Regions from separate parts of the Mus musculus genome. Here region 1 is linked to region 2. The links are chromatin loops, found by intact Hi-C in ENCODE. Cell type or tissue: gastrocnemius. All regions are shown on one strand.

What was found. Hi-C counts contacts between places; a loop is a spot of excess contacts. Peaks named below come from ENCODE experiments on the same cell type or tissue, not always from the same donor. Only the 100,000 strongest peaks of a DNase experiment are listed, where the experiment ranks them.
Region 1: it touches region 2 in a loop (2.0-fold over the local background); 1 of 42 quality-filtered maps calls a loop at or near these places.

Annotation. Positions count from the first base shown.
Region 1 is chr2:22,943,427-22,947,426 of GRCm38, reverse strand. Abi1 (abl-interactor 1) reads left to right here. Exons shown (of 11, transcript NM_001077190.3): 10 at 666-851. Among named protein-coding and RNA genes, the nearest start is that of Pdss1, 50 kb to the right of the region's middle. In gastrocnemius, no CTCF peak of the experiment used is centred here; no DNase peak of the experiment used is centred here.
Region 2 is chr2:23,067,768-23,071,767 of GRCm38, reverse strand. It overlaps Acbd5 (acyl-Coenzyme A binding domain containing 5), which reads right to left and starts at 2,696. Exons shown (of 14, transcript NM_001355637.1): 1 at 2,484-2,696; 2 at 2,149-2,317. The coding sequence starts at 2,498. In gastrocnemius, a CTCF peak has its summit at 2,121; DNase peaks (open chromatin) are centred at 1,129, 2,693 and 3,585; H3K4me3 peaks cover 2,462 bases; H3K27ac peaks cover 2,510 bases.

The sequences.
Region 1 (4,000 bases), 120 kb after region 2:
AGTTTCCTTTCTTCATTAAATTTTGACTGTGAATATAACTAATTTGTTTAAAGATACTCCATGCAGTCTTCTCATTTGGAATTATTTTTTATGTTTGTTAAAACGTAAGTAAAAACAGAAAACAAACAAACAAAACCCTACACAAAACATTTAAACATGATATGACCAACTTGGCTTTACTCTTTATTAAAACAACAAATAAAAGATAGGTCCACTTGTGATGTAGTTTCTAGGGCACTAAAGCTACCAAAAGCCAAAATTGCAGGCCTGACTATATACATCGTAAAAACTGTCAGACCTCTACTATAAGAAACTTAGGGGTATTCCATGACAGAGTCCCCTCGGGCAACAAGGCCGAGCAAGGGGAGCATTTGTTTTCACTTGAGACTTAGGATAAAGAAACTTCTTTACTCCTGTAATTCTAATGAAAGAAGATACTGTATCCTCTTACATTCATTAATGTAGTATTTATATGCTTATTTTATCTCATTTTATTGTTGCAAAAATTGTGCTTAAAATTAAAAGTAGTATAAACTTTAACACACCCAGCTTTTACTTCTAATCACTGCATGTTTTATATAGTGCATGCTATATGAGTTAGAATTGTTAAATTCTGTTAATTTAAAATTGTTCCTTTAGACTCATTACTTTCTGAATCCTTTTAGTTGCTGATAGCCCAACTCCACCACCACCCCCTCCACCAGATGACATTCCCATGTTTGATGACTCTCCGCCTCCTCCGCCACCTCCTCCTGTGGACTATGAAGATGAGGAAGCTGCAGTAGTTCAGTATAGTGACCCATATGCAGATGGGGACCCTGCATGGGCTCCCAAGAACTATATTGAGAAAGGTGAGGTACTATTTTCATGGGTTGATGTAAAGTACAGTAACCTAATTAGAGTTTTATTACTGTTTTAAAAAATGTCTCAGCCAGTGTTTCTTACCTGTAACTGTCTTACCAGTCAAGGTGGTAGCTCTTACTATGTATACTTTGTGTTTTTCAGGAGTATGAAAAGGAGACTATTTCTTTATACTTTGAATTTAAATTGTTAGATGCATCTTTTCAAACCATGTATGCTTCTAGCTTCAGATTAACTTGCTTGCCTGTGTTTTATAGATCAAACATTTAAGGCACAAAATTGAGCTAAATGACTTAACAGTTATTTATGATCTTAGTGATGATTTTAAACGTTCCCTCTGTCCCCACATCTTACCTTGCCCCTCCCCTCTCCTTTCCCTCTCCCTCTTGTCTCCTTTTTTTTTTCTCAAGACTGGGTATAGTTTAGATTTAGATTTTGCTTGCTATATTGACTCAACAGGTTTGTAGCTCAAAGTTTATATGTGTGTGTGTGTGTGTGTGTAGATGTAGATGTAGATGTAGTGTGTTCAGTAAAACTTTATTTACACAAATTGGTAGTGGAGAGATGGAGAAATGGTTTAGAGTTAAGGGCATTTCTTACAGGTTCAGTTTCCAGCACCTACACAACACACACCCATCTATTACTATAGTTCTAGGAGAACTGATGAACTCTTGTGTTTGACTTCTGGCACCAGGCATGCCTGTGGTTCAGATATAGATATACAGACAAAATACTCATCACAGAAAATAAAATTTAAAATACATAAATATAAAGAAGGAATGGTGATGGGTTAGATATGCCATTGGGGTGTGTGTCTGTGTGTGTGTGTGTGTGTGTGTGTGTGTGTGTGTGTGTGTGTGTGTGTAAATCAAGTTAATTTAGCAGGATTTATCATATACCTGAAATCACAGCACCCAGGAGGCAGAGGCAGGAGGATTATTGCAAATTTTACATTAGCCTGGTGTGTGGAGTGATTTTTCTCAGCCTTCTGCCATGGGCAGACAAGATCTAGTAGGATTATTGTCATACTTAAGGGTGCTGTTGTTATGGTAAAACAACATGACTGAAATCAACCTGGGGAAGAAAGGTCTTACTTCATACAGCTTGTAATAGAAGTCAGGGCAGAAACCTACAAGCTGTAGAGGAATGTTGCTTCTCTTAGCTTGATCAGCCTGGTTTGTTGTTTGTTTTTCTTTTGAGTTGCATCCAAGACCTGGGAGTGGCACCATCCAGAATGGGCTGAGGCCTCTCACATCAATCAAGAAATGCATTACAGATTTACAGGCCAATCTTACTGAGACATTTTTTTCAATTCATATTCCTTCCTCCCAGATATGTTTCTAGATTGTGTCAAGTAAACCAGTATGCTTACATTTAGAAGTTTTAATAACCACTTTCATGATGACAAGATAATGAAACCTGTTTAACTTGGCTAATAAGTTTATGACATGACTATTTCAAAAGCCTTGTTCTTATTGATACTGTATCTTTAACCTAATATATGCCGATGTGATACTGGTCTCTGTATTAAACTAATAGACAAATCCCAGAAAGCCTTCACAGTAGATATAAAAGGGAGAGTTTGAATAATAGAATCAACATCAAGTTATTAATGGTAAATAGTGGTGAGAGAAATTACATGAGGGAGTGTGTACATTGACATGAGACCCTTACACTTACAAAGGAAACCTAGAAAGCAAACACAATGTGTTTTAGTACTTTTCTGAGCTGTTTGCATTAGAGGAACTAAGAACTTGAAGTAGTTTTTTATTCTGCTCAAAGATATGAATGCTTTAGGCTTTTGTTAGTCTACAAGACTGAATCTCATCACCCTGTGACTCTAGATACCAGAGTATTACCGAAGTTAAATTACCTATGGAGCTTTTCTTAATAATTGATCTTTTGCAATCACTTGATCCTTTTTGCTAGTTATCTTTTTTTAAAATTTTTTATTAGGTATTTTCCTCATTTACGTTTCCAATGCTATCCCAAAAGTCCCCCATACCCACCCCCCCACTCCCCTACCCACCCACTCCCACTTTTTGGACCTGGGGTTCCCCTGTACTGGGGCATATAAAGTTTGCAAGTCCAATGGGCCTCTCTTTCCAGTGATGGCCTACTAGGCCATCTTTTGATACATATTCAGCTAGAGTCAAGAGCTTCGGGGTACTGCTTAGTTCATAACGTTGTTCCACCTATAGGGTTGCAGATCCCTTTAGCTCCTTGGGTACTTTCTCTAGCTCCTCCATTGGGAGCCCTGTGATCCATCCAATAGCTGACTGTGAGCATCCACTTCTGTGTTTGCTAGGCCCCAGCATAGTCTCACAAGAGACAGCTATATCTGGGTCCTTTCAGCAAAATCTTGCTAGTGTATGCAATGGTGTCAGCGTTTGGAAGCTGACTTTGATAGTATTTAATTATATTTTTTCAGTATATTTTAAAGCTTCGATAAACTATGGAGATCATAATCACCATACTGTGATTTTTGTTGCAGAGCTAAAATGGAAGGAAATGGGCTTGTTGAATTCATATACTACAGTGTATTGGAATGAGAAAAGACTACCTGGTTAACTTAATAAATGGTGGTAATCAATCAGTACTTCAAATCTCTAGTTCACCAAGTTAGAGTTACTAATGAGGCAAGCCATCTTTCTTAGGGAAGAAAATAATTCTGGACCATCATAAATGTTTTAAAGATTTGTATTTTAAGAAAAATACTGTTAAGAATAAATGAAAAATAAAATCATTCATATATTAGTCACATATAGTAGAAAATTACATGTAACTTTAGAAATATAAAAAAATGGGTTTAGCGGGAATATTTACATTTACAAATCAATAGTTAAAGTAGTATGCATCTGTCTTAGTCACAAACATCATAACAAAGAAGCAAGTTGGGGAGGAACGGGTTTATTCAGCTTACACTTCCACATTGCTGTTGATCACCAAAGGAAGTCAGGACTGGAAGCAGGTCTGGAAGCAGGTAGGGATGCAGAGCCCATGGAGGGATGTTCTTTATTGGCTTGCTTCCCCTGGCTTGCTTTCTTTTTGTTGTTTTTTTTTTTTGTTTTGGTTTGTTTTTTTGGTTTTTTGTTTTTTGTTTTTTCCAGACAGGGGTTTCTCTGTGTAGCCCTGGCTG
Region 2 (4,000 bases):
TTTAGCATCATTGTAGCAGATGTTGTTCAGATATATCAGTTAGCTTTAGGGACAGTGCATTAAGTGCTGACTAGCACACGTGCCTTTTTGTCTTTTTCCACAGGGAGGGGGGTTGTCTCTATTATTGATAGCTTCATGCCTGCTAAATGCCTACTCTGTCATCCAGCCAGGCCTGCCCCCACCCTTTTTTCTTTGAATATTAAACTCAAGGTCCCTGGCAACCTCTATCACTGAGACACAGCACACCACATCTGTTGCAAGGTCCATTTAACAAGTTTATCTTAATTTCTCAATACAAAAAAAAACAAAACAAAAACAAAAAACAAAACAAAACACCTTGGATCTTGCTTTGTAACCCAAACTGGGTAGCCTGCATTCCATTATATATAGATTTCTTAATACATAGAATATAAAATAATGAAGTAGTAAGAATAGAAAGATTGGGTCTAACATCAATTTTCAAAGATATATCAAATGCAGGGCTTAGAGAAGTGAACACACTACTTACATGAAATTCTGAAATCATACCTTCCTATAAATACTCCTAGTGGAACATTTAAAAAATCTCCATATCTGGAGCTGGAGAGGTGGCTCAAGTGTTAAGAGCACTAGCCACTCTTCCAAAGGACCTGCGTTCAAATCTCAGCGCCCACATAACAGTTCATGATCATAACTGTAACTCCAGTTCCAGGGGATCGGACATTCTCACACAGACATACTTGGGGGCAGAACACCAATGTAAATAAAATTTAAAACAATTTTTTTAGTAAATGTCTAATTGAGTTCTTATGCTATTTTCTTTTTTGTTTTTTGAGACAGGTTCTCATTATCCAGATCAGACTGGCCTTGAACTCGTAAGATCCAACTGCCTTTGCCTCTGGAGTCCTGAGATTAAAGGCATCCATCACCACACTGGTCTTATTACTCCTTCCTTCCTTCAGCTTATTTGGACTTACCCTTTAGTCTTCACTGTGTTCTCCTCCAATACAAAGTGAAACATAGACAACACCATGGAGCCTAGAGCTTCTACACAGTAAGCAAGTGATCCACTGCCAAATCAAAGCTCCAGCCCTCCTGATCCTCCAAGAAAGCTGGCATCGCAAAGCAGCCTGTGCCACTGATTCTGAAGGTGTGCAGGAACTAAATAAGGGCTTTGTACATGCCAACACATGCCCTACAAGCTTCCAAAACTATGCCTCCGGAAAATTTCTTACTGGAATGAACTATGCTTACTACTAATTTTTTAGCCAAATGATGATACATGAAAAGTGGGAAGATAGCTGGGCAATGGTGGCACACGCCTTTAATCCCAGCACTTGGGAGGCAGAGGCAGGCGGATTTCTGAGTTCGAGACCAGCCTGGTCTACAAAGTGAGTTCCAGGACAGCCAGGGCTACACGGAGAAACCCTGTCTCGAAAAAAAAAAAAAAAAAAAAAAAAGAAAAAGAAAAGAAAAGTGGGAAGACATTAAATACTATACAAATATAGTAATGTTATGTTTGACTTGGCCTACAAATCTAGCACACACAATAAAAATGCTTAAGATAATTTTAATCTAATTTATTATGAAAAGTAAATCACAATGCAAATGGATATAAAATTTCAAAGTAAAAGTCTCTCTTCCCAAGCTTCTCTATTTAGAACACTGAAAAAAAAATTTAGTGATGGAAAAAAAAATCCTTAACACTGGTCAGACAAAATTATAAAAAGTTTTACAAGCTGTTGCCAGGATACACACAAAGAAAACCGTACCTGACACATCATAGTCAAAATAATCATTTTACACGAGAATATAGTTGTCCTTTCCTTTCCGCTTCATATCAAAGTTTCTGAAGGTTCGGATTACACTTTTGAGTTAGGTAGCACCAGACATCCCTCCCCAGTTTTTGTTTTTGTTTTTTAACTTTCCCAAATCCACAGTCATTAAGTGATAAGACTTGTTCTCAAGAATATAAACTACTTAAAACCTAGATAATACGTCGCCTTTGGCCTCAAAAATCAGCGGTAATTAATTAGCATTCAATACCATTCTTTCAATTACATTTCTTTCAATTACATTTCTTTTAATGACAGAGCGAGAGGGGGCGCTAAATAAGGTAGACTAGAAGCAGCTGGAAAAGGTCTTTTACCTAGAGCCCACTGCACATACCATTTTTCGGCAAACTCTGGATCACCTTCACGGCCGCCTCAAATCTGGTTTCATACACTGACGGTGTGTCCGCCATCTCCAGCTGCCAGCGCCGGCCTCGGTCCCAAGGTCTGTCCGCGGTAATCACACAGCAGCAGCAGCACCAGCTTCCCCAAGAGCCTGCATGAAACTGAACACCGAGCGCAGCAGCGGATTAATGACAGGAGCATAGCTGGTCAATTCCCCTTTGCCTGCCCAATCAAGGCCACATCAACTCAGGTGGCCCGGTTCCTTCCTCCTTCGTGGGGCGTGTCTAAGAGTACATCCCAGCCAACAAAAACAGCCAAACAACTCACCGCGAGGAAGAGCATCTCTAGCAGCAGGCCTTGGAGGTTGAGCCGCCCGTGATAGCGGACCCTTTCTCCCACCCGGAAGATGCCGGCCAACCAATCACACCCCCCATTCCTGAGAAGTTCTGCCGTCGGTGGGCAGCCGCCCCACAGCCCCGCCCCAGAGTCACCGGAGGACCCACTAGCCTCCGCCGCCGCGGCCGCCGTGCAGCAAACCCCACCCACCCGCTCCGCCGCGGTGACGTGCACGGGCTGCGCGTTCTCAGAGGAGGGGAAAAGAGGCTGCAAGGCGCTCCGGCTGGGGTTGGTCTGTGGAGAACCCGGTGCTTGTTTATGTTCGGGCTGAGGACAGCAAGCCTGGTGACGCGCTAGGATTCTATGCCAGGTCCTAAAGGTGGCCCCTGGATACCGCTAGTGTTTAAAGAAAAGAAAAACACAAGAGTCGGTGGTCCTCAATGCCTAGCCTCGGGGTTAAACCGGAGAAGGGAGTGAATCATAAAAGTGGCTTCAAAACTTCTTTTGACATTTACTCTCTGTGACCTAGGAGAAGGCACTTGACCTCTTCTGTGGATATACAACACGCTAAAGGGGAGAAAGGGAGGATTAAGGGCAAGGATGGAAGGGCTTAGCCCTGGCCCCCAAGTCTGGGACAGCTTTCACCGTCTGGCCCCAAGGGTGGCCGCGGAGAGAGCAAAGGTGAGCGGTGGCGGCCTGCTGCGCAACACCTCCACTACCCACTCTCCAGGCCCAGGAGACAGGCACAGCCACGTCCAGCTCCGCCGGAGGCTAGGGATGGAGATGGTCGGTGAACAACGTAATGCCCGCGTTGTAGGCACTTAGGAAGCTCCCCGCAGGCGTAGAGTGCCGTGGCCTGGAAATCTCAAGGACGCCCCGCTGGGAACGTCAGTTTTGTCGGTTTAGGATGGGTTGGGAAGATTACTCGTAAAAATCTAGTTGCGAACTATAAGTCACTCTTCCCTTGGAGCCGCGATGTCGGCATTTACCTTGATATAGCCAAATGACTGGCAAGGCCTGTCCGTTTTGTCTCGACGCCTGCCCCGCACCTTGCCCCCGCGGGCTTATGGGAACTGTAGTCCCCCGGCGCTTCCGGACACCTTCCTCTGTAGGCTGGCGTAGTCCCCCTCCGGTTCCGGTTCGGTTTTTCCTTGTAGCCCACCCTTCCTGTGTGTGGCGGAAGTTCCTTTCTTCCGGATTGCGTTTGGGGCGTCTCCGAAGTACTTCTTAAGCTTCGAGCAGAAAGGAATCCTCTGACATAGCTTGTTTATCTGGGTATTGAGAACAGTGTCGTCTGAAGAGTTCTTTCAGGGCTCATGCGGCCTGTATTCAAAAGTACCCCAGAAACAGTTCCGGACTCACTGATCGTTTAATCAAAAAGACCAAAGGCACTGGAGGAACGCAGGCTTCACTAGAGAACCGCTCCCTAGTACTTCACCGCCTTCATATGTGTGATGTTTGGCAAACGTATGATCTGTTTCAAAAGCACTGTAAGGTGTTGATAGATG